2 separate regions of the Homo sapiens genome follow, and region 2 is linked to region 1. Evidence: read pairs that join two places in POLR2A ChIA-PET (ENCODE). Cell type or tissue: IMR-90. All regions are shown on one strand. Links, peaks and the distances in the headings refer to the core of each region. The heading gives the core; the rest is flanking DNA.

Region 1 (12,034 bases), core at 493-8,492:
TACTGTTAACGGAAGAAAGCAAAGTGTGTAGCAAAAAGAACAAAATAGCAAAAAAAACACAAAATCATGTGTACCAACCTTTTGTGATAGAGACAAAGTAATATATTCATGTTTGCCAATATTTGAAAAATGGAATTCTGGGGAAATAAACATTTAAAAAGGGTTGCCTATTGAGGGCAAGGAAGAACTGAGTAGATTAGGAAATGGATAGGAATAAGATTTTTCAGTATATACCTTTTTGTCTTGCTTTGAATTTTTGAATCCTGTAATTATATTACCCATTAACTTTAGAAAAAATAAATGAAGTATACAGATAAAGGCGTCCCATTTAAGTTTTTTAAAAGTCCGTATTTTGCCCGGGTGCAGTGGCTCATGCCTGTAAACCCAGCACTTTGGGAGGCCAAGGCGGGTGGATCACCTGAGGTCAGGAGTTGGAGACCAGCCTGACCAACATGGTGAAACCCCGTCTCTACTAAAAATATGAAAATTACCTGGGTGTGGTGGCACGTGCCTGTAATCTCAGCTACTGGGGAGGCTGGGGCAGGAGAATGGCGTGAACCCGGGAGGCGGAGGTTGCAGTGAGTCAAGATCGTGCCATTGCACTCCAGCCTGGGCGACAGAGGGAGACTCTGTCTTGAAAAAGAAAAAAAAGTCCTTTTTTTTTTTTTTGAGACGGAGTCTCGCTCTGTGTCGCCCAGGCTGGAGTGCAGTGGCGCAATCTCGGCTCACGGCAAGCTCCGCCACCCAGGTTCACGCCATTCTCCTGCCTCAGCCTCCCGAGTAGCTGGGACTACAGGCACCCTCCACCACGCCCAGCTAACTTTTTGTATTTTTAGTAGAGACGGGGTTTCACTGTGTTAGCCCGGATGGTCTCGATCTCCTGACCTTGTGATCCACCTGCCTCGGCCTCCCAAAATGCTGGGATTACAGGCGTGAGCCACTATGCCCGGCCAAAAAAGTCCATATTTTAAAAAATATTTAGTGACGGCCGGGCGCGGTGGCTCACGCCTGTAATCCCAGCTCTTTGGGAGGCCGAGGCGGGCAGATCACAAGGTCAGGAGATTGAGACCACAGCGAAACCCCGTCTCTACTAAAACTACAAAAAATTAGCCGGGCGCAGTGGCGGGCACCTGTAGTCCCAGCTACGAGGCAGGAGAATGGCGTGAACCCGGGAGGTGGAGCTTCCAGTGAGCTGAGATCGCGCCACTGCACTCCAGCCTGGGTGACAGAGCGAGACTCCGTCTCAAAAAAAAAAAAAAGTGACAAACTTAATAATTAAGTGGCTAGTGTTAATTATAAATTAAAAATTAGCCGGCCGTGGTGGCTCAATCCTGTAATCACAGCACTTTGGGAGGATGAGGCGGGTGGATCACCTGAGGTCAAAAGTTCAAGACCACCCTGGCCAATGTGGTGAAACCTTATCTCTACTAAAAATCCAAAATTAGGGCTGGGTGCGGTGGCTCATGCCTGTAATCCCAGCACTTTCAGAGGCCGAGGTGGGTGGATTACCTGAGGTCAGGAGTTCGAGACCAGCCTGGCCAACATGGTGAAGCCCCATTTCTACTAAAAACACAAAAATTAGCCGGGCGTGGTGGTGGGAGCCTGTAATCCCAGCTACTCAGGAGGCTGAGGCAGGAGAATCGCTTGAATCTGGGAGGCGGAGGTTGCAGTGAGCTGAGATTTCACCACTGCACTCCAGCCTGGGCAACAAAGCAAGACTCCATCTCAAAAAACAAACAAACAAAAATCAGCTGGGCGTGGTGGCGCATGCCTGTAATCCCAGCTACTCAGGAGGCAAGGCTGGAGAATCACTTGAACCCGGGAGGCGGAGGTTGCAGTGAACTGAGATTGTCTGGGCAATGTACTGAGACCAGAAAAAACAAACAAACAAAAAAATTTAATGTAAATATATATGACACTTTCCCTAGTTAGTAACTTTCAGAGCAAAGGCAGCCATGGTACATCCTTCATTTTTTGCTTTAATTGCGGTAAAATATACACAACATAAAATTTACCATTTTAACCGTTTTTAAGTGTACATTTCAGTTGCATTAAGTACATTCACATTGTTGTACAACCATCACTACTGTCCATTTCTAGAACCTTTTCATCTTAAACTGAAACACTCTACCTAATGCTAACTCGTTGCTTCCCTCTTCCCCATCCCCGATAACCACTATTCTACTTGCTGTCTGTAGGAATTTGACTATTCAAGCTATCTAATTTAAGTGAAATTATGCAAGTTTTGTCCTTTGCACTGTATGCTTTTAAAATAGGCTTGGGAGTCCAATGAACTTGAGGCTTTCCTGTCCCACTTAAGGGAAAAGCTGAAAAATGATATGTCATTTCAGTAGATGGCAGTGTTGCCTTTGTTACAAACTAAGAGTTCTGTTCTGATAGTACTTGGTATCACTGCTTCTCTGTGAAAATATTCAACCTAATTTCAGATGAGATCGGGTGTGTTCAGGGTGGTATGGCTGTAGACTATTCAACCTAATTTCAAAAAATTTCACCTGATCCAGTTTTAAAGCAACCAATGGAATAATTGATTTAGTATCAATTTTATTTAAAGATGAACCCTTAAGGCCGGGCGCGGTGGCTCACGCCTGTAATCCCAGCACTTTGAGAGGCCGAGGCGGCAGATCATGAGGTCAGGAGATCAAGACCATCCTGGCTAACACGGTGAAACCCCGTCTCTACTAAAAATACAAAAAAAAAAAATTAGCCGGGCGTGGTAGCAGGCTCCTGTAGTCTCAGCTACTCCGGAGGCTGAAGCAGGAGAATGGCGTGAACCCAGTAGGCGGAGCTCGCAGTGAGCCGAGATCGCGCCACTGCACTCAAGCCTGGAGGACAGAGTGAGATGAGACTCCGTCTCAAAAAAAAAAAAAAAGATGAACCCTTAATTTTAAAAATTGTGCTACATTGGCTGGCATACCTGCAGAAGGTAGGTTCCCCTGCTTTTTAAGGGGCAAGTGGCAGATAAGGGCTTACATTACAACAGATGAGATTTTATTTTTAAACTCAGCAAGAAAAAACAAAAAAAAAAAACGCTAATACGCATAATCATAGTTTCATGTCTTAATTTTAGATAATAGAATGGAGGATTATGCTAAATCAGGTGCTCTTGTAATTTCTCACATCTTTTATTTAATCGCTGTATGAATTTCAATTTGAGAACAAATGTCAGCACCTTTTTCATAGTAACTGGCCCTTCACTGGTGAGAATCCAGTGGGTCCTATTCATAGCAGAGCTATGCCACCTAGGTAAGCGTGTTCCTAAACTTCTTGCTCTGGGCGGTTTGGTCCCTTGCTACAAACCAAGCAATTTTACCAAGTTTCTGAAGCCTGCGGAGACACGGAATTTTGGAAAGGGCTTTAAGAGGTGAGTTACTTGGTAAAATTCACACTTACTCTCAGGAAAATCTAAGACATTTTAGAAAGACAGATTTCTGCCATAATCATGGAGATTTTTAGCCTTCACTTAGTGACATATCTCCATTTTTCATCATCCTTACTGCAGGCAGAGGTTCTTTGATTTCTACTTTGAATCCCTCTGTTATATTTTGAGCATTTTCTCTCCTCACCCACCTTTAGTGGAATTGAAAAAACAGCAGTAATAAATAATTTTTTTTTTCTTTTGAGACCAAGTCTCACTCTGTTGCCCAGGCTGGAGTGCAATGGCATGATTTCGGCTCACTGCAACCTCTGCCTCCTGGGTTCAAGCAATTCTCGTGCCTCAGCCTCCCGATTAACTGAGACTACAGGTGTGCACCACCAATTTTTGTATTTTTTGTAGAGACGGGGTTTCTGCGTGTGGCCCAGGCTGGTGTTGAACTCCTGGACTCAAGCAGTCCGCCTGCCTCGGTCTCCCAGAGTGCTGGGATTAGAGGCATGAGCCACCGAGCCTGGCCAGCAGTAATAAATAATTTTTTAAAAGCTCTCAAGGCCGGGCGCGGTGGCTCACACCTGTAATCCCAGCACTTTGGGAGGCCAAGGTGGGCAGATCATCTGAGGTCAGGAGTTCAAGAGCAGCCTGGCCAACAAAGCGAAAAACCTGTCTCTACTAAAAATACAAAAATTAGCCAGGCATGGTGGCAGGCACCTATAATCCCAGCTACTCAGGAGGCTGCGGCAGGAGAATCACTTGAATCCAGGAAGTGGAGGTTGCAGTGAGCCAAGATCACACCACTGCACTCTATCTAGCCTGGGTGACAGAGCAAAACTCCGTTTCAAAAAAATAAAAAAAAAAAAAAGCACTCAAAATAGCTGCTTCTAGAGAAAGCATGAGTTTCAAATTAGACTGAGCTACCATGATTTTTTAAACCTGATTAATTTTTATAGTCTCATTTGTGAAGGAAATAACATCTATTTGTCCAGAGTGTTTCATACTCTTTCAGATTGAGAAACATACTAGCATCTAATTTTTTTTTTTTTTAGACAGAGTCTCATCCTGTTACCCAGGCTGGAGTGCAATGGTGCTATCTCAATCTTGGCTCACCACAACTTCTGCCTCCTGGGTTCAAGCAATTCTCATGCTTCAGCCTCCTGAGTAGCTGGGATTACAGACATGCACCACCACGCCTTACTAATTTTTGTATTTTTTTTTTTTGACGGAGTTTCACTCTTGTTGCCCAGGCTGGAGTGCAGTGACACGATCTTGGCTCACTGCAACCTCTGCCTCCCGGGTTCAAGTGATTCTCCTGCCTCAGCCTCCCAAGCACCTGGGATTATAGGTGCCCGCCACCACGGCTGGCTAATTTTTTTTTTTTTTTTTTTTTTTTTTTAGCAGAGACGGGGTTTCATCATGTTGGCCAGGCTGGTCTTGAACTCCCGACCTCAGGTGATCCACCCACCTCGGCCTCCCAAAGTGCTGGGATTACAGGCGTGAGTCACTGCGCCTGGCCTAATTTTTGTATTTTTAGTAAAGATGGGGTTTCACCATGTTGGCTAGGCTGGTCTCAAACTCCTGACCTCAGGTGATCCACCTGCCTTGTCCTCTCAAAGTGCTGGGATTACAGGAATGAGCCACCACACCCGACCTAATTTTTCTTTTTTCTTTTTTTTAGACGGAGTCTCGCTCTGTCACCCAGGCTGGAGTGGAGAGGTGCAATCTTGGCTCCCTGCAACCTCTGCCTCCCGGGTTCAAGCTGTTGGCCTGCCTCAGCCTTCCGAGTAGCTGGGACTACAGGCGCGTGCCACCACACCTGGCTAATTTTTTGTATTTTCGGTAGAGACGAGATTTCACCATGTTCACCAGGCTAGTCTCGAACTCCTGACCTCAGGTGATCCACCCACCTCGGCCTCCCAAAGTGCTGGGATTACAGGCGTGAGCTACCGCGCCTGGCCTGATTTTTGTATTTTTAGTAGAGATGGGGTTTCACTATGTTGGCCAGACTGTTCTCGAACCCCTGACCTCAAGTGATCTGCCTGTCTTGGCCTCCCAGAGTGTTGGGATTACAAGCCTGAGCCACCATGCCTGGCCTAATTTTTCTTAATGTTACAGTGAATCAAGATATTTATGACAGAACCAGAATAAAGAACACACGTTCAAATGAAAAACTTTTTACTGCATCATTATACTACATGTTACTTTTTTTGTTAGTTTGTTTGATACAGGGTCTGCTTTATCGCCCAGGCTGGAGTGCAGTCGTGTTATCATGGCTCACCACCTCTAATGTAGTGGGGACTACAGGCGCACACCACCACACCCGACTGATTTTAAAATTTTTCATAGAAACAAAGTCTTCCTGCGTTGCTTAGGCTGGTCTCTAACTCCTGGCTGGGATGAAGCGATCCTTCCGCCTTGGCCTCCCAAAATGCTGGGATTATAGGCATGGGCCACTGTGCCTAGCTGTTATTTCTAAGTACTAAAATGAGACCAGCTCCCAAAATAGTAACACAAATAGAGAAACATGAATTTGGAATATTTTTAAGTCCAGTTTTGTTAATTGAAGTGTTATTTACTTTAAGAAGGAGATGCGATAAATTTGTTACTGACAAAACATATGCTGAGGGAGGCTTCCTAACTGGAATAATTTTTCTTTTTCTCTGTCGCCCGGGCTGGAGTGCAGTGGTGCAGTCTTGGCTCCCTGCAACCTCCGCCTCCCGGGTTCAAGCAAATCTTCTGCCTCAGCCTCCCGAGTAGCTGGGACTACAGGCGCATGCCGCCCGCCCGGCTAATTTTTTGAATTTTAGTAGAGACGGGGTTTCACTGTGTTGCCTAGGCTGGTCTCGAACTCCTGAGCTCAGGCAATCCACCGACCTCGGCCTTCCAAAGTGCTAGGACTACAGGCATGAGCCACCGCACCCGGCCATAATTTTTCTTAAGTAGGCTAAGTAATTCCTCTTACTATCTTATTTACAGCATACATTTAATTATATCCTTTTCTTTCTTCATAATACAAAGATAAACCTTGAAGTTATAATCAGATTGGTACTAGTTTCAAGTTACTAATGATTTTAATGAGCTATCATTGAACTGTCATTTTAAATGCTTTTGTTGACTTTGTGTCTTTTATAGAGAAGAAAACTACGCCTCAGCCCTGAGCAATGTAGTAACTTTTATGTGGAAAAGTATGGAAAAATGTTTTTCCCCAACTTAACAGCTTACATGAGTTCTGGACCACTTGTCGCCATGATATTAGCTAGACATAAAGCCATCTCTTATTGGTTAGAACTTTTGGGACCAAATAATAGCTTAGTAGCGAAGGAGACACATCCAGACAGGTAATTTTCAGGGTTTGGGGGATGGCAGGGAATGGAATCCATCTGTGAAAATGAAAAAAAAAAATCTGATTTCATTGTAATGGGAATTTTTTTTTTATTTGGAAGTTTTCCAAAATCAACTTTTTTGGGGGGCAGAGGGTGGCAGGGCCTGGGGGGTCCATTTTACATTTTAAAGTGTTAAATGTCTATTTTAATACTACCTACCAGAAAAAGCAACAGAGAATGTCTGATTTATAGTTGATTACCCTTATTCTCTCAACCTTTAAACTGCCACTGAAGTAGGATTTTTAGATGGAAAAATTGGAATGGTATTTTAAAAGAATAATGGTAATACAGGAACAGAAATTCAAATTTTCAGCATTATTGCTAATGTATGGAAACAAGAAGATATTGAGTTCTTGCACTTTTGAATGTGCATTGCTTTTTTACTTCTCACAAAACAACACCACGTTTTTATCCAGAGAACTCCTATTTTCTCAGTGTATTCCTCCTGCAGACGTAAATATATTTGATCCTTATCTAGATAGATAAGCTTAAATTTAAGCTTAAATTTGACATAAATTGTGAAGCTTTCATATGTAAGAAGTGGCAATGCTTTTGTAAAATTCTTAAGTGGAATGCATGCATATAAAGTAAGGAATAGACGTTAGATTGGATGGACGTCATCTCTAACTTGTTTTTAGTCTGAGGGCAATTTATGGCACAGATGACCTAAGGAATGCACTTCATGGGAGTAATGACTTTGCTGCTGCGGAAAGAGAAATACGTTTTATGTTTCCTGAAGGTGAGTTACAGATGACTAACTTGTCAACTGCATCTCCTTATTGTTTGCTTTTTCTTTTATTTTGCGGATATAGCTGGGAAGGAAGATAAAATAATTTTTTTTCCAGTATATTTTGTTATGTTTTCAAGTTGTAGTTACTTAAAAACTTGAAGCCACAAATGGAAAACTTGACATTTCCCTAACAACTAAATTGTGCCCTTTAGGGAGTCTTTTGAGAAGTGTTTAATTTTTATTTATTTATCTATTTTTAACATTAAAAAAATTTAAGACAGTGTCTCACTGTCGCCGACGCTGAAGTGCAGTGGCACAATCTTGATTCATTGCAGCCTCAAACTCCTGGGCTCCGGTGATCCTCCCACTTTAGCCTCCCGGGTAGCTGAGACTATAGGTGCATGCCACCATGCCCAGCTAATTTTCTTTTATCTTTTGGAGAGATGGGGTCTCTCCGTATTGCCCAGCATACTCTCAGATGCCTGTGCTCAAGTAATCTGCCTGCCTTGGCCTCTCAAAGTGCTGGGATTGCAGGTGTGAGCCACCACACCCAGCTTAATTCTTTTTTCTTTCTTTTCTCTTGCATTAGACATATTCTTCTGTGTAACAGTTCTTTCTAGTTATCCTGAAAGGTTCAGTAGAGTTTGTGACACATGAGAAAAATAGTCTCTCTAGGAAACTACATTTGATTTACCGTCTTCTGTAACAATTTACTGTTTGCCTAACAAAGTCTCATGCAATTGAGAAATTAATAACTAGTCCCTTTTTTTGTTTCCTTACTGTTAGAGAAGTTGTAAACCTTTGAGAAGTGGACATACGAGGAAGAACACTGAAGTTTTTGGTTTGTTTTTAATATTTTTAGAGCAGAAATAAAATTTGGTGATTTTTGTTATAAGGAAAAAAATGCAAAGCATTGAGCAAAATTTTGGATTTTTTTAGTATGTTATTTTTCCTGTTATGACTTATTTTTCCCTAAGTCATTTAGATCTGTTCCTCAGTATTTTCCACTGGATATTCATTCAAATAAAACAGAAAACTGTCTTGGAGATTTAAAAGTTCCTGATATATTTTTTTTCTTTTTTTTGGAGATTTCACATGTTTTGAATAACTGATGTGATACAACAGTATCACTGTTGTTTGAATTTCTGAATTCAAAATAAATACATTTCACATTTTGAATACTTGATCTGTTACTTTTTAGTGCCAACAGGGTCGGTAACGGCCTGATGCTGACCTGACAATGGGCTGACAACTTTTCTCCACTGGCCTTTCAGTCATCCTCCCAGGGGAAGACCTGCTTCCCTCCTTTCTGTACAGTCTGAAAAGTCCCTGATTCTTAAACAAACAAACAAAAACCACTTTTAGAAATATATATTTTTTCTCAAAGCAGTCCTCCTGCCTCAGCCTCCCCAAACACTGGGATTACATGAGTGAGCTACCGTGCCCAGCGAGAGGTCTTTTTAATATGGTAGCACTTTATATTAGTCTTACAAGTGAATTAGACTTTTGCTCGTTAGCTTTTATTATTTATTTATCTATTTGAGATGGAGTCTCAGTCTGTCACCCAGGCTGGAGTGCAGTAGCATGATCACGACTCATGGCAGCCTCGACCTTCTGGGCTCAAGTGATCCTCCCACCTCAGCCTTTGAGTAGCTGGAACCACAGGCGCATATCACCACGCCCGGCTAATTTTTATATTTTCTATAGACATGAAATCTCACTACGTTGCCCAGGCTGGTCTTGAACTCCTGGGCTCAAGCAATACTGCTGCCTCTACCTCCCAAAATGTTGGGATTATAGGCATGAACCATCATGCCTGACTTCTCTTTAGCTTTTAAATAAAACAGGATAAAATTTCATTTTATCTTAAATAGAAGGTATATTTGGAAGCTCTTCTTACTCATAGGATTATATTCCTAAACTGTAATTTTCTTTCTTTTCGCTTTCTTTCTTTTTTTTTTTTTTTTTTTTTTTTTTGAGATAGATTCTCACTCTGTTGCCCAGGCTAGAGTGCAGTGGCACAATCACAGCTCACCGCAGCCTTGACCACGCAGACTCAAGTAATCTTCCCACCTCAGCCTTTGGAGTAGGTGGAACCCCAGGTGTGCACCACCACACCTGGCTAGTTTTTCAAGTTTTTTGTAGAAGCGGAGTTTTGCCATGTTTCCCAGGCCAGTCTCGAACTCTTGGGCTCAAGCAATACTCCCACCTGCCTTCCAAAGTGTTGGGATTACAGGCATGAGCCACTGTGCCACTGTGCCCAGCCAACTGTTATTTTCAGTTGCCTTTGATTTTACTCATTAAATTAATCCGCTAGGCATGAGTTTAGAGATATAGTTAGACATTTGAGAAGCAGCAAGTTGTAGGATAAATATAAAATCATTAATTACTTAGCACATTGTAGCTCTTTTGCTGTGAAGTTCTTTGGAGCAAGTACTCAGAGTTTGTGGTATGAGCGTCCTCTTACTTAGCAGTTGATGAACAACTATGTGCAAAACTTTATACGATGATTCACTCAAGCAAGTTATCAAGATATTTAAAGGCATGTTCTTAACCCTTGAAAAAAGTAATGCTGGCTGGACGTGGTGGCTCACAACTGTGATCACAACACTTTGGGAGGCTGAAGCGGATGGATCACTTGAAGTTGGGAGTTCAAGACCAGCCTGGCCAGCATGGTAAAACCCTGTCTCTACTAAAAATACAAAATTAGCCAGGCGTGGTGGCGCACGCTTGTAATCTCAGCTACTCAGAAGGCTGAGGCAGGAGAATTACTTGAACCTGGGAGGCAGAGGTTACAGTGAGCCGAGATTGTACCACTGTACTCCAGCCTGGGTGACAGAGTGAGACTGTCTGAAAGAAAAGAAAAGAAAAAAGTAATGCTCTCTTCTTTCCCTTTTTTCTGGGGGGTGGTCACAGGGTCTCTCCATGTCACTCCAGATGGAATGCAATGGTGCAATCATAGCTCACTACAACCTTAAACTCTTGTCCTCAAGCAATCCTCCTACCTCAGCCCCTTGAGTAGCTGGGACTACAGGTGTGTACCACCATGCTCGGCTAATTTTTTAATTTTTTTGTAGAGATGGGGTCTCACTACATTACCCAGGCTGGTCTCTTTTCCCTTTTAATATAAATGGCTAATTCAAAGTTTTGCTATATTCCATTTCTTCAACAAATTTATTAAGTTGCCTACTATTTGCCATAAATGCAAAGCTGAATAAGAAGATATCCCTGCTATCAAAATGATTATATTTGAAAATAAATATACAGTCTGGGTGTGGTGGCTCACACCTGTGATTCCAACACTTTGTGAGGCTGAGGCGGGAGAATCACTTGAGTCCAGGAGTTGGAGACCAGCCTGGGCAACATAGCAAGATCTCATCTCTACAAAAAATAAAAAATTAGCTGGGCATGGTGGCCCATGTCTGTAGTCCCAGCTACTCTGGAGGCTAAAGTGGGAGGATCACTGGAGCCTAGGAGGTTAAGGCTGTTTGAGCTGTGATGGCACCAGAGTGCTCCAGCCTGGACAACAGAGTGAGACCCTGTCTCAAACAAACAAACAAATAAATAAATAAAACAAGGATGAGAGAAAACTTAAAAAACTTAAAGTTCATCCATGTAAGAAACATGAAAACACTCTTTTTATTCTCTCATTAATTTATTCAGCCCTAGCCTGGCATGGTGGCTAACACTTGTAATCCCAACACTTTGGGAGGCAGAGGCAGGAGGATTGCTTGAGCCCAGAAGTTTGAGAGCAGCCTGGGCAATATGGCAAGACCCTGTCTCTACCAAAAATAAAAAAATTAGCTGGGGGTGGTGGTGTACACCTGTGGTCCCAGCTACTTGGGAGGCTGAGGTGGGAGATTCACTTGAGCCCAGCAGGTCGAGGCCGCAGTGAGCTGCATTTGCGCTGCTGTACTTCACTTGGGTGACAGAGTGAGACCCTCTCAATAAATAAATAAATGAATAATTCACTAATGAAATTAAGAAAACAATTCCAGGGAAGAAAATATTTGCAAACCATGTATCTGATAAGGGGTTAATGTCTAAAATATATAAGGAACTCTTACAAATCAATATCCAAAAAACCCCTAAATAACCCAATTAAAAAATGGGCAAAGGACTTGAATAGATATTTTTCTAAAGAAGACATACAAATAACCAACAAGTATATGAAAAGGTGCTTAAGGCCGGGTGTGGTGGCTCACGCCTGTAATCCCAGCTCTTTGGGAGGCCGAGGCTGGCAGATCACCTGAGGTCAGGAATTCAAGACCAACCTGGTCAACAAAGTGAAGCCCTGTCTCTACTAAAAAAAAAATACAAAAAATTAGCCAGGTGTGGTGGCACGTGCCTATAATCCCAGCTACTCGGGAGGCTGAGGCAGGATAACCACTTGAACCCAGGAGGTGGAGGTTGCAGTGAGCCAAGATCGCGCCATTGCACCCCAGCCTGGGCAACAAGAACAAGACTCCATCTCAAAAAAAAAAAAAAAAAAAAAAAAAAAAGTGCTCAAAATCACTAATCATCAGGGAAATA
Region 2 (12,034 bases), core at 2,614-10,613, 180 kb after region 1:
AGAATAGAGCTGTTTATTTGGTTAAAACATTTATTTTATAAAATCTTTATTATACATTCATTCTTTTGGGTTTCTACTTACTGTGGATTTTAGTTTTCATTTTATAAAGGTTTTTCTTTTTTGCTGTGGTTTGTGGGGTGGAGTAGGGATTGTTACTTGATTTTTCTAAACCCGAAGTGATTCTGTGGATCTTTTCAGTATTGTGTGATTTTTCAGATATAGGGCTCCAAAGAATGGGCATGTGTCCAGTTGGCATTTTCTCCTCGCACATTGTAAATGCTAACTGTGTTATGGAGTAGAGGAATCTAGGTAAGAAATATATAATGATAGTAGCCTTTTTATTCTTAATATACTAACAACTTTACTTGTATTTTTAGGGAAGAATATTTGTTATTTGACAGTGATAAATTGTCACACTTGATTCTGGTAAGAACTATTTTTTTGTCTTAGTCTTTAAAAACTTGCCTAGGTTTAAACTGTTATGTCTGGTCTTTAATGTGGGTTAGCTAGGTTTAAAGATTTAAATATAAATACTCTTACCAAATATTTTACAGTTAAACAGCAACTTAATTTGCCACTTTTGGTTACAAGAGACTTGGTTGTGAAAACACTTTCCTGAATTTGGGATCCAAACTTGTCTTCCAATAAGACATATTCTAAAACTGCATGTTTATATTTGAAAATAGTTTGCACAGTGGGAGTGGGACAGTTGGCTGTATAGGCACAGTAAACTAATGAAGACTACACTTGGATATGTGCTGGATGTGTTTAAGCTGGGTGTGAAAAGCTTCCGTAGTTGTGAAATATATTCTTTATTTTAAAATACAGGATTCTAGTAGCAAGATATGTGATTTGAATGCCAACACTGAATCAGAAGTACCAGGAGGTCAGAGTGTTGGTGTTCAAGGGGAAGCAGCGTGTGTCAGTATTCCACATTTAGATCTGAAGAATGTTTCTGATGGTGATAAATGGGAAGGTAATTTTACCCACACGCATTATTTTCCTGATAATGTTACTTGTAACCGAAATTACCCTAAGCAATGATAAGACTACAGCCCTTTTCTGGATAACCTTATTCATCTTGATCTTCTGTTCTCCCTTTCATGTAAGATGAACAAGTGGGTGTTTTTAGTGAAACACACTGAGATTTTGGGGCAGCATCTCATATGAACTAGAAGTTCTTGTCTGATCCATCAACAGCTTTGAAAATGGATGTTAGAACTGATTTTTTTAAAAAGTCACCCAGCATACGTTTTTGTTAATATTTAAATCAGGTGCTATCTCCTAGTCTTTGGAAGCCCAGTATGTTAAGGCTTAGGGATCTCACCAGTTTAAGCAGAGCGTGTATAATTACCTTGTCCTTAGTATCATCAGTAGTACTTTTTTGAAAAATGACCTTCAAGGGTACTTCTAAACAAATATTGTACCATATTCCTGTATTTCTGTCTTAGGTTATGAAGGTATGGTGCAGGGGACTCTAAAAATTTGCACAAAGGAGAGAAGTTAAAATTTAACAAGCAAACAACATGGGTATATGCATTTCTCAAAACTCAGCAAATACATAGATTTTTGTGTTTCTTTGTATATAAAGTTCTCTTTTTACTTCAAGAGGATAAAAAACTGTAAACAAATGCTGAACTTCAGTGGATGATTTGCATGCTGGAGTGTTTATGGGGAAATTTACTGATACCTGCAGTTTACTCTGAAATCCATGAAAAAAATAAGATGGTTAATGGGATGGATAAATGTTATAAAGCAAGTATAGTAGAATGTTAATGGTAGATTGTGATTGGTATATGGATATTCAGTGTAAAGTTCTTTCAATTTTGCTATGTATTTGTAAACTTTCAAATAAAATGTTGAGTGGGGGTGGGAATCAAGCAATAAATTTGGATCTAGGAGTTTTTCTGGATCATACACTTTGGTAAAGAGACAATGAGATAACTCAAGAATCTTAAGGATAGTTACATATTCATTCACTTGGATGAAGATCCCTGGGTTGTCTCACCTTTGGCAAGTATCTGTTGACATACACTGGCAATAACAGGAATTCTAATGCCAGTGCCACGGACTCCTTTTGGCACTGTTTAAGTGTACTCACCTGATCGCAAATGGAGTGTGTGTGGGTCTTGTTTTTTTTTTTAAGGTCTAGGCATTTTTTTTTAAGAGCCCCAACCAAGTCATTGTCTGTGCCAATTTTTATTGCCATCTCCTCCCCACCCTCCTTTTTATATAGGTCTAGATGTTTGGCATGCCCAGTGGCATATTATCTGTTTTAACTTAGACTAAATTAGAAAGTTGTCTTTAATTTGCTTTGTTCTGGGTTATTCAGGACATCTGGAATTTATGAAGATGCTTCCCAGTGTTGGGGGATATGTTAGCATACTGGTGGCAGTTGAAGATTAAATGTTCTTTTTTGTTATTTATTGTGGCTGAAATAAAAGGAATGGTGGTCGACAGAGCATCCCTTGCAGCATTGCTAGGAAATGAGTCTTCAAAGGAAGCAGCTTGGATTCTGATAAAGCACTTTTGTTTCTTCCTATTAGAAGATGCAGATAAATAGTTCTTTATGATCTTTGGCCTGGGAGTCCTGATTAAATTTTAAACATAGAAGAATAATTGTTTTTCATTGTCTGAAGAGGATAGACCTTCTCTGTCTAGCGTCAGCGTTCTTGAGTCTCCCTGAAAGAGAACCTGATACTGGACTGTCTTTTTTTTCCATGTCAGAATCCAGCACCTATACCTTGGTATAGATAAAGGAGGTAACCTGTAGGCTGCTGATGCCTGATTTTCAGTGCCTGAGCTGCCCTGGTTCAACAGCCTAAACAAGTCTATGTAGGTCCCCTACTTGTTCTTCCAGAAATAGGGGTCCGCAACTTTCAGAAAGCCGACAGTTACAGACACCTGAGCGAACTTCCCAGCCATGAACTGTGCATGTGCTTTGTAGAGTGGCTGTTTGTAGACCATGTTGTTTCTTCTAACTTTGTCACTAATGCAAACATTGATTGGAGTTAGGATATTCCTCCAATTTTTTTTTTTTTTTTTTTTTTTGAGACGGAGTTTTGCTCTTGTTGCCCAGGCTGGAGTGCAGTGGGGCGATCTCAGCTCACCGCAACTTCCGCCTCGCAGGTTCAAGCAATTCTCCTGCCTCAGCCTCCTGAGTAGCTGGGATTACAGACATGTGCCACTACACCCGGCTAATTTTGTATTTTAGTAGAGACGGAGTTTCTCTGTGTTGGTCAGGCTGGTCTCAAACTCCCGGCCTCGGGTGATCCGCCCGCCTTGGCCTCCCAAAGTGCTGAGATTACAGGTGTGAGCCACCGTGCCCGGCCAGGAGTTAGGATATTCTAAATGAAAAAGTCTTATTTATTTAAGAGACCAACTTACTTTAGACCCTGGATACCTTGGAATCAGACATGCTTTGTTTGATGTGACTCTTTGTAGAGAAGTGGGATGACTCCAAATAGAGCCCTATGTCACTATTCCTAAGTACATAGTTTCTGTTTTGTTTTTTCCTCAAAGGATAAGAAAAATAGCAGAATGCAGTAGTAGTTAGCAAGCAGGTAGCACATGACTGTCACCAGTATGAATTTGTAGCAGCTGTTTGCAAAGTTTTGACTTTTAATGGAAGTGGATACCATCTTCAGATTCTCTCCTGCTAACTCTGGAATGAAATGCAGTAGGATTTTTTCAAAGAGCAAACTAAGGGAGATATTTTCCTTTAAAATCATTTACACTGAAAAGCTTCAAACAGTACCTGCTTAAGAATTTCCATTTCTTCAGTTTTATGTTTGAGTTTTAATAAAATAGCACGACTTTGAGTTTTCCCCCCCCTTTTTTGCATTGCTTGCTGAAATGGAAATGTTATGTTTGTGTTTGTTAAAATCTAGTTAGTAGTGATTTCTTTTAATAACGTTTTTGAACAGAATGCCTAACTGGTTTTAGGGAAATGTTTTTGGTATCTTTGGCTTTGTGTTATGTGTATGGTTTGTTCTGACTGTGCTGTGTGTTCACTTTAGTATTTTTTGCCATTTTTTCCATTTTATTAGCGTCATGCCCTATCACTTTTCCCCTCATTGATTTCAAAACAATGCATCTGCAGAGAGATGGGGAGGGTAAGTATGGTTCACCATAGTTTAGTTTTTTTGCCTTTTATGGTTCACTTTGTTTGTCTTTTTATTAAGCCCTTCTCCTGCTGTCCCCATATCTTAGGAAAACTGTTCTGGGTTCAAAGTGAACCCAGAAAAAATTGCTATTACTTTTGTCTTTTCTTAAAATAGGATATTTCTCATAAAATGTTTACTACCAGTTACTTATTTGCTGGGGCACAGGTACAAGGGTTGCTTTGAAAATCACTTTATTGTTGGGTTTATTGTGGGATTGCACGCTTTGTACCCAATTTTTAATTCTCAGATTGATCTGGGCTTCAAAAACAAACTAAATTATGTTCTTATTATTTTGAAAGGAAAGGTAATGCTTTAAATTGCTAATGCATAAAGTTAAACTAAATTACTAAAGCAGCGATCTTAGCTATTGTGTGAGGAAAAAGAAAACATCACTCTTGAATTTTGACACTGTCAAGCCCTCTTTGCATTCATTTTCGCTATTGCTAATAGCCAATAGCATCAAAATTTTTAAGTGTAGTTACTTAAAAAAAAGCTGCCGGGCGTGGTGGCTCACGCTTGTAATCCTAGCACTTTGGGAGGCCGAGGCAGGCGGATCACTTGAGGTCAGGAGTTCGTAACCAGCCTGGCCAACATGGTGAAACCCCATCTCAACTAAAAATACAAATATTAGCCAAACATGGTAGCAGGCGCCTGTAACACCAGCTCCTTGGGAGGCTGAGGCAGGAGAATCGCTTGAACCCAGGAGGCAGAGGTTGCAGTGAGTCAAGATCGTGCCACTGCACTCCAGCCTGGGTGACAGAGCAAGACTCCATCTCTAAAAAAATAAATAAATAAATAAAAAGCTAATGTGTAGATGGGAATTTTTTCTTTCCCTCCTGTGCTTAATGTTGTATTTGGGGTATATTTGTGGATTGTGTGTATGATCTGTATGTGTTCTATATGTAATCAAACATTATATTTGCAAAGACATCAAATGTATTAACATAGCTTTCATTTGAGGGCATACAGGATAACTGCAGTAAAGTAAATGTGCTTAAGAAGGCCTAGTGCTATTAAGTTTTGTCTTAGTAACACTGTTGGGTATTATTAAAATATATATTATACATAGGAATCCTGTAGCAGAAGATAACCATCACAGTTTAATGTTAGAGGCCAGGTGCTGTCAGGTGAATTAGCTCCTCCTTTGGGAATATTAGAATTCTTCTAAAGTCAGAGAACTCCATTTGGTGAGTGTTCCATGTAACATGGGGAACAGCTCCCACTTTTTCTTAATATAGCTATTTGACAGTGAGGGACAGGTCATACACCTGACATCATTTGGCTTTTAAATTAAATTTCTAAGAAAGAACTGTTCAGTTCTTGCTGTTTCTGGTTTTCCCCTACTTGAAAACTAACATTTGTAAATAAAACATCTTTTGAAAAGTTCAGAATTATATTAAATAACATCTTTAGAATTAAATTGAGTTTTAAAGAGCTTGACAATGTCCTTTCTTGCTTTGCCACTGGGTTCAGAAATTTAAATTTATATGGAAATAGAACTCTGGGCTGGGCACAGTGGCTCATGCCTGTAATCCCTGCACACTGAGAGGCTGAGATGGGAGGATCACTTGAGCCTAGCAGTTCAAGACCAGCCTGGCCAACATAGTGAGACCTCGTCTCTACCAACAACAAAAAAAAGAAAATTAGTCAGGCGTAGTGGCAAGCGCCTGTAGTCCCAGCTACTCGGGAGGCTAAGGTGGGAGGATTGCTTGAGCCTAGAAGGTCGAGGCTGCAGTGAGCCACCATCATGACACTGAATTCCAGAGCCTGGGCAGCAGAGCGAGACCTTATCTCAAAAAAAAAAAATTGAACTCTGGACTAAAAAGTGAAGCTTGAATAATTTTAAACTATAGTAGGCTTTATGAAGATTATATATATATATATATACACACACACATGTATGTGTGTGTGTGTGTGTGTATGTGTGTATGTATATATGAACCACTACATAATGATATGATTTAAGGAACACATAGCTGATATTTTGTGACTTTTTTCCCACGTGGAATCAAGAGACCCATGGTACTATTCTTTGTGTTTGTTTTATAGAGCCATTTCCTGCTTTTAAGTCTTGGCAGGAGGACTCTGAGTCTGGAGAAGCTCAGCTGTCTCCACAAGCTGGAAGAATGAATCATCACCCCTTGGAAGAGGACTGTCCTCCAGTATTATCACACCGCAGTTTAGATTTTGGTCAAAGCCAGCGTTTCCTACATGATCCAGAAAAGTTGGATTCCTCATCTAAAGCACTGTCTTTTACTAGGTATATGATTTTTATGTACTTACAAGAGGCAATTCCTATTATGTACCCAAGTCTTTTGAGAGATTTAGTCTTCCAGCCTGGGCTTCAATAGTGAAACTCCATCTCAAAAAAAAAAAAAAAAAAAGAGAGAGATTGAGTCTTCTAGACATAGAATTCAGAGCTTTCTCACTGATTTTATAGAGCACATTTTTGTAAGTTTTGGTTTTTTTTGACCCTGCTGAGTTCAGTGAGGTGTAGCGTTTGAAGTTTGCTCTCAAATAGACATTTTCTCGTGGTGTATTATTCATTTATTTATGTATTCATCGCTGAAATACAGAGCTCTGTAAAGGAAGCAGCAAATGGTGCTGAGCAGTTCCTAATCTTTTTTTATCAAAGCTTTAAATGGATCTGAATGTCAAAAACTTTGTTATGCAGTTTGAACAGTTACAAGAGCTCTGAGCTGCTAGGTATCTTTGTTTCTTTGCTGCCTTTGTCCAAACCAGTTTTAAATGATTCCAAACTGTTTTCATCACCACTTGTATTAGCTAAATTTGTGGTCTGTAACATTACAGTGTTTCTTTATACTACCTGTCCTTTAGTGTTAGGGACTTATTTTTACCTTTAAGATTTACTTATTGCTAATAGTGCCATGTCAGGGCAATAAGAGATACAGTGTTGGTACTTGAAAATTTAACAGTGTTGGCCTTTTGTTTTAATTCAGAATTCGAAGATCATCCTTTAGTTCAAAAGATGAAAAGAGAGAGGACAGAACACCTTATCAGCTGGTCAAGAAACTTCAGAAGAAAATCAGACAATTTGAGGAACAGTTTGAAAGGGAAAGAAATAGCAAGGTAGGTTTGTAGCATTCCCCAGAGTGAGCTTAATCTAATATTAGAACTGAGAGGATAGTTTTTCAAAAGCATTAGTTTAGATCTGTGTGAGAAAGGTAACAAATCTGAGATACCCGGAGGAACAGTGATCATGTAGATCTGAGATTATATAACTCCTTGGTCTCCTGACTTCCAGGCCAGTATTCTTGCCATTTGCACCGTGGCATCTTTATATTTCCACTGGCAAAGCAGCTTTTAGAATTTTTAAAGCAAATACTTTACATTGACAAATCATGTTACTGCTATTTCTGCTCTATCAAAAACTACAAGTACCAAGTGGGGAGGAGAGGGAGTTTGTGAGGGATGGAGTGGAGGAGGGGAAAGAGAATTTTAATAGTTAGAACATATGAAGTGGAAAGAGTCCTGTACTTGGAGTCAGAAGACCCATATTCAAATCTGGCTTCTGCCAGTTACGAGACCTTACCTTGGGAGAACTTGACTTAATATCCTGCCCTATCTAATTAAAATAAGATGAAATGAGAATTGAGCAGTCTTTGCTGTGGGAATTGTAAAATACTATTTGGACATAAATTAATGTAACTATTGCTTATCACAAGTGTCAGTGATTCTGCTCCATAATTTTTCAGCCCTCCTACAGTGATATTGCTGCCAATCCAAAGGTATTAAAATGGATGACAGAGCTTACAAAACTGCGGAAGCAAATTAAAGGTATATTATGTGCCATTTTGTAATATATTTGCATTTTAAAAATTTTTTTATATTAATGTCTGAGAATCACAAATACAACTTTTGATAATTTTAAATCTTGGGCACTGTTTGACAAAAATAAAAGTTACCTTTTTTTGTTTTATTAGGGTCAAAATTGCATACTGTAGTACTGTGTTATAGTACAGTACTGTAGTTCTGTATTATATTTTAAATGTCTTTTTTGTGTTTTTATTAGTAATATCTTTTTGAAAGATACCTGAGATTGTATATTAATAAGTGAACTGATGTTATAAAGTTTATCTAAAATATATTTCAGATATTAAGCAGCTTTGAGTTTTGTTGGATATTTCATTAAGATTTTTTGGTAGGTATTTTCATCTAAGACTAAGAATGTCTAATCACAGTGACTCGTTTATACCACAAAGACTAAATTGTAACTCTTGAATGATAAACTAGGCATTGCATTTCTGGGTGTCAAACCAGTATAGTAATTGTTGAAGTATATTTAGTTTGTGGATGTTTAGTGAGTATGTGTTTTAATAATTATTACTTTAAAAATTATGCAAAATAGGGGTTTATTATCTGGAGCATCACTTTGGTTTAAATTTACTCAATAAAGTTTTTATTTTTATTTTTATTTCTAATTTTTTCGAGACAGAGTCTCACTCTGTTGTCCAGGCTGGAATTCAGTGACGCCATCTCAGCTCACTGCAACCTCTGCCTCCTGGGTTCAAGTGATTCTTGTGCCTTAGCCTCCCGAGTAGCTGGGATTACAGGTGCACGCCACCAAGCCCAGCTAATTTTTGTAATTTTAGTAGGGATGGGGTTTTGCCATGTTGCCCAGGCTGGTCTCGAACTCTTGGGCTCAAGCGATCCCCCTGCCTCAGCCTCCCAAAGTGCTGGGATTATAGGTGTGAGCCACTGCACCTGGCCTATAAAAATAAAAAAATATATATTTTTTATTTTTTTGAGACAGAATCTTGCTCTGTCATCGAGGTTGAAGTGTGGTAGCATGGTCATGGCTCACTGCAGCCTTGAACTGGTGAGCTCAAGTGATCCTTCCACCTCAGCCTCAAGAGTAGCTAGGACTACAGACATGCACTGCCACACCCAGGTAATTTTTTAAAATTTTGTATAGAGTTGGGGTCTTGCTTTGTGCCTGGATTGGTCTCAAACTTCTGGCCTTCAGCAGTTCTCCCACCTCGGTCTTGCAAAGTGTGGGGATTACAAGTATGAGCCACCGTGCCCAGCCCAGTAAAGTGTTAAGTATTTCTGAGGTACTAAATACTTTGTAGACAACTAGGGATATAGCAGTGAACAAGACAGACAGAGTCCCTGCTGTCATGGAGTTTATATTCTTGTGGTTAAGATAATGTTTGCCTCTCTCTCTCTCCTTTTTTTTTTTTTTTTTTTTTTTTGTTTGAGACAGGGTTTTACTCTGTTGCCCTGGAGTGCAGTGGCACGATCTTAGCTCATTGCAGCTTCCACCTCCCGGGCTGAAGCGATCCTCCCACCTCAGCATCCCGAGTAGCTGGGACTACAGGCACATGCCACCATGCCCAGCTAATTTTTTTGTATTCTTAGTAGAGATGGCATTGCACCATGTTGCCCAGGCTGGTCTCAAAACTCCTGGGCTCAAGCCATCTGTCTGCCTTGGCCTCCCACAGTGCTGGGATTACAGGCGTGAGCCACCTCACCCGGCCAAGATAATGTCTCTTAACTCCTCTTTAGAGTATCACTTAATTTTCCCCTATACTTCTGTTAAAGATTTCCTTGTTTAATGCCAATTTCCAGTCATCAGTGAAAATTATTACCTTGATTTTATTAGTAGTTGATACCATTAAATTGTCTAGCATTGGCCTCCTAATTTTCCCATTTTCTTTCACTTTTACTGCTCTGTAGTCCGTCTGCTGCATGGTAGTCAGAATTATCTTTAAAAAAGTCATGTTAGCCTGGGTCCCAGCTACTCTGGAGGCTGAGGCAGGAGGACCACTTAGGCCTAGGAGGTCAAGGCTGCAGTGAGCCATGTTTGTGCCACTGTACTCCAGCCAGGGTGACAGGGCAAGACCCTGTCTCAAAAAGAAAAATAAATAGTCTTACTACTTTCTTTTTCAAGCCCTTCAGTGGGCTTCCACCTAGAATAAAGTCAAAACTCCTTACTGTGGTTTTCAAGGCCTTGCACAGTCTGCCCTTGGCCGATTTTATCACTTTCATCTCTTTTCTGTTCCTCAAACTTGCCAAGCTTTAGGACCTTCACACTGGCTATTGCCTCACTGGGGACAGATGCCCTTCCACTAAATCCTTTGTGCTAGACAAGCTCCTTATTCCGTATTCTACCAGGATGATACTATTCAGAGAGGTCTTCTTTGTCAATCCCGTCCAATGTAGTTGTTCCTCCACAAATTATACTCCTTTTAGCGCTGTGACTCTACCCTGTTTTACCTATAGATCATAGCATTCTTTAAAGTTATTTTACTAATCTGAGTATTTGGTTATTGTTTTCCTTCTCTGAATATATGCTCCACAAGAACAGGAACCATGTCTGTTTTGTTTTCTTCTGTATCTCCCATGCCCATCAGAGCATTTTATTCAATAATAGGCTCTCTATGGATATAAAAATAATAGCTTGTTCTCTCTTTTTTTGTTGTTGTTTTTGTGTTTTTTTGAGACAGGGTCTGACTCTGTTGCCCAGGCTGCATTGCAGTGGTGCAGTCTCAGTTTACTGCAGCCTGAGCCTCCCAGGCTCAATGTGGTCTTCCCACCCCAGCCTCCCAAGTAGCTGGGACTTACAGGCATGTGCCACAGTGCTCAGCTTTTTTTTTTTTTTTTGAGACAGAGTCTCACTGTCTCACCCAGGCTGGAGTGCATTGGCTGATGTTGGCTCACTGCAACCTCCGCCTTCTGGATTCAAGTGATTCTCCTGCCTCAGCCTCCTGAGTAGCTGGGATTACAGGTGTGTGCCACCAGGTACAGGCACATGACACCACACCTGGCTAACTTTTGTATTTTTAGTAGAGACGGGGTTTTGCCATGTGGACCAGGCTGGTCTCGAACTCCTGACCTCAAGTGATCCACCCACCTTGGCATCCCAAAGTGCTGTGATTATAGGCGTGAGCCACCACACCCAGCCTTGGCTAATTTAAAAAATTTTTTGTAGAGATGGGGTCTCACTCTGTTGTCCAGGCTAGTCTCAAACTCCTGGGCTCAAGCAGTCCTTCTGCTTCAGCCTCTCAAAGTTCTGGGATTACAGGTGTGAGCCACCACACCCAGCCTAGAATAGCTGTCTTGCTGTTTTTTGCTTCTTAAATGTTTTATTTGGCTTTGAAATATCTAAGTCTGTGTGCTGTTAATGTATACTTTCTTGTTGTGTATTTTGCTTATTCTTTGACCCGGTCAAAGCTAAAACCAATTATTACTGATCTGTCCTTATTTCTGACATGTAGATGCAAAACACAAAAATTCTGATGGAGAATTTGTACCTCAGACACGTCCACGTAGTAACACACTTCCAAAAAGCTTTGGCTCTTCTCTAGACCATGAAGATGAAGAGAATGAAGATGAACCCAAGGTCATTCAGAAGGAGAAAAAACCATCTAAAGAAGCAACCCTTGAACTTATTCTTAAAAGACTGAAAGAAAAACGTATTGAGAGGTGTCTTCCAGAAGATATCAAGGTAATCTTGAGCTATGATTTTTGCCCAGATTAGCCTTTAGAATTCCTGAAACAAAATAATTACTATAGCAGGGTAGAGATGTCTAGGTAGTCTGATTTTCCTGAATCTGCTCCCCATCTTTGCAGATTCAGAAACATGATTTAATCAGCATAACAGAAGTGCCAAATACTTCAAGAATTGAATCATAATAAAACTGAAAAAACTAGAATGCTGATGAGTTCATTTATGTTGGAGTCAGTTGGCAAGATGAGTGTATAAAGAGCATGAAACAGGTAGCTCATGCCTCAATTCCAGCAATTTCAGAGGTCGAGGCAGGAGGATTGCCTGAGCCCAGGAGTTCGAGACCAGCCTGAGCAACAAAGTGAGACCCTGTCTCTACAAATAAAATTTAAAAATT

Evidence for each region. Peaks named below come from ENCODE experiments on the same cell type or tissue, not always from the same donor. Only the 100,000 strongest peaks of a DNase experiment are listed, where the experiment ranks them.
Region 2: POLR2A ChIA-PET joins it to region 1 with 14 read pairs; 2 of 35 experiments call an interaction of 5 or more read pairs at or near these places.

What each region holds. Positions count from the first base shown.
Region 1 is chr5:138,123,955-138,135,988 of GRCh38, reverse strand. NME5 (NME/NM23 family member 5) reads left to right here. Exons shown (of 6, transcript NM_003551.3): 3 at 6,521-6,726; 4 at 7,410-7,510. Among named protein-coding and RNA genes, the nearest start is that of NME5, 9.5 kb to the left of the region's middle. RefSeq lists a silencer at 3,303-3,503. In IMR-90, for the core only: a CTCF peak has its summit at 2,352 (motif pointing right); a DNase peak (open chromatin) is centred at 2,368.
Region 2 is chr5:137,948,558-137,960,591 of GRCh38, reverse strand. FAM13B (family with sequence similarity 13 member B) reads left to right here. Exons shown (of 24, transcript NM_001385994.1): 12 at 378-426; 13 at 829-976; 14 at 4,050-4,115; 15 at 6,216-6,426; 16 at 7,127-7,256; 17 at 7,883-7,964; 18 at 11,408-11,637. Among named protein-coding and RNA genes, the nearest start is that of PKD2L2, 65 kb to the right of the region's middle. RefSeq lists a silencer at 6,185-6,385. In IMR-90, for the core only: no CTCF peak of the experiment used is centred there; a DNase peak (open chromatin) is centred at 6,261; H3K27ac peaks cover 326 bases.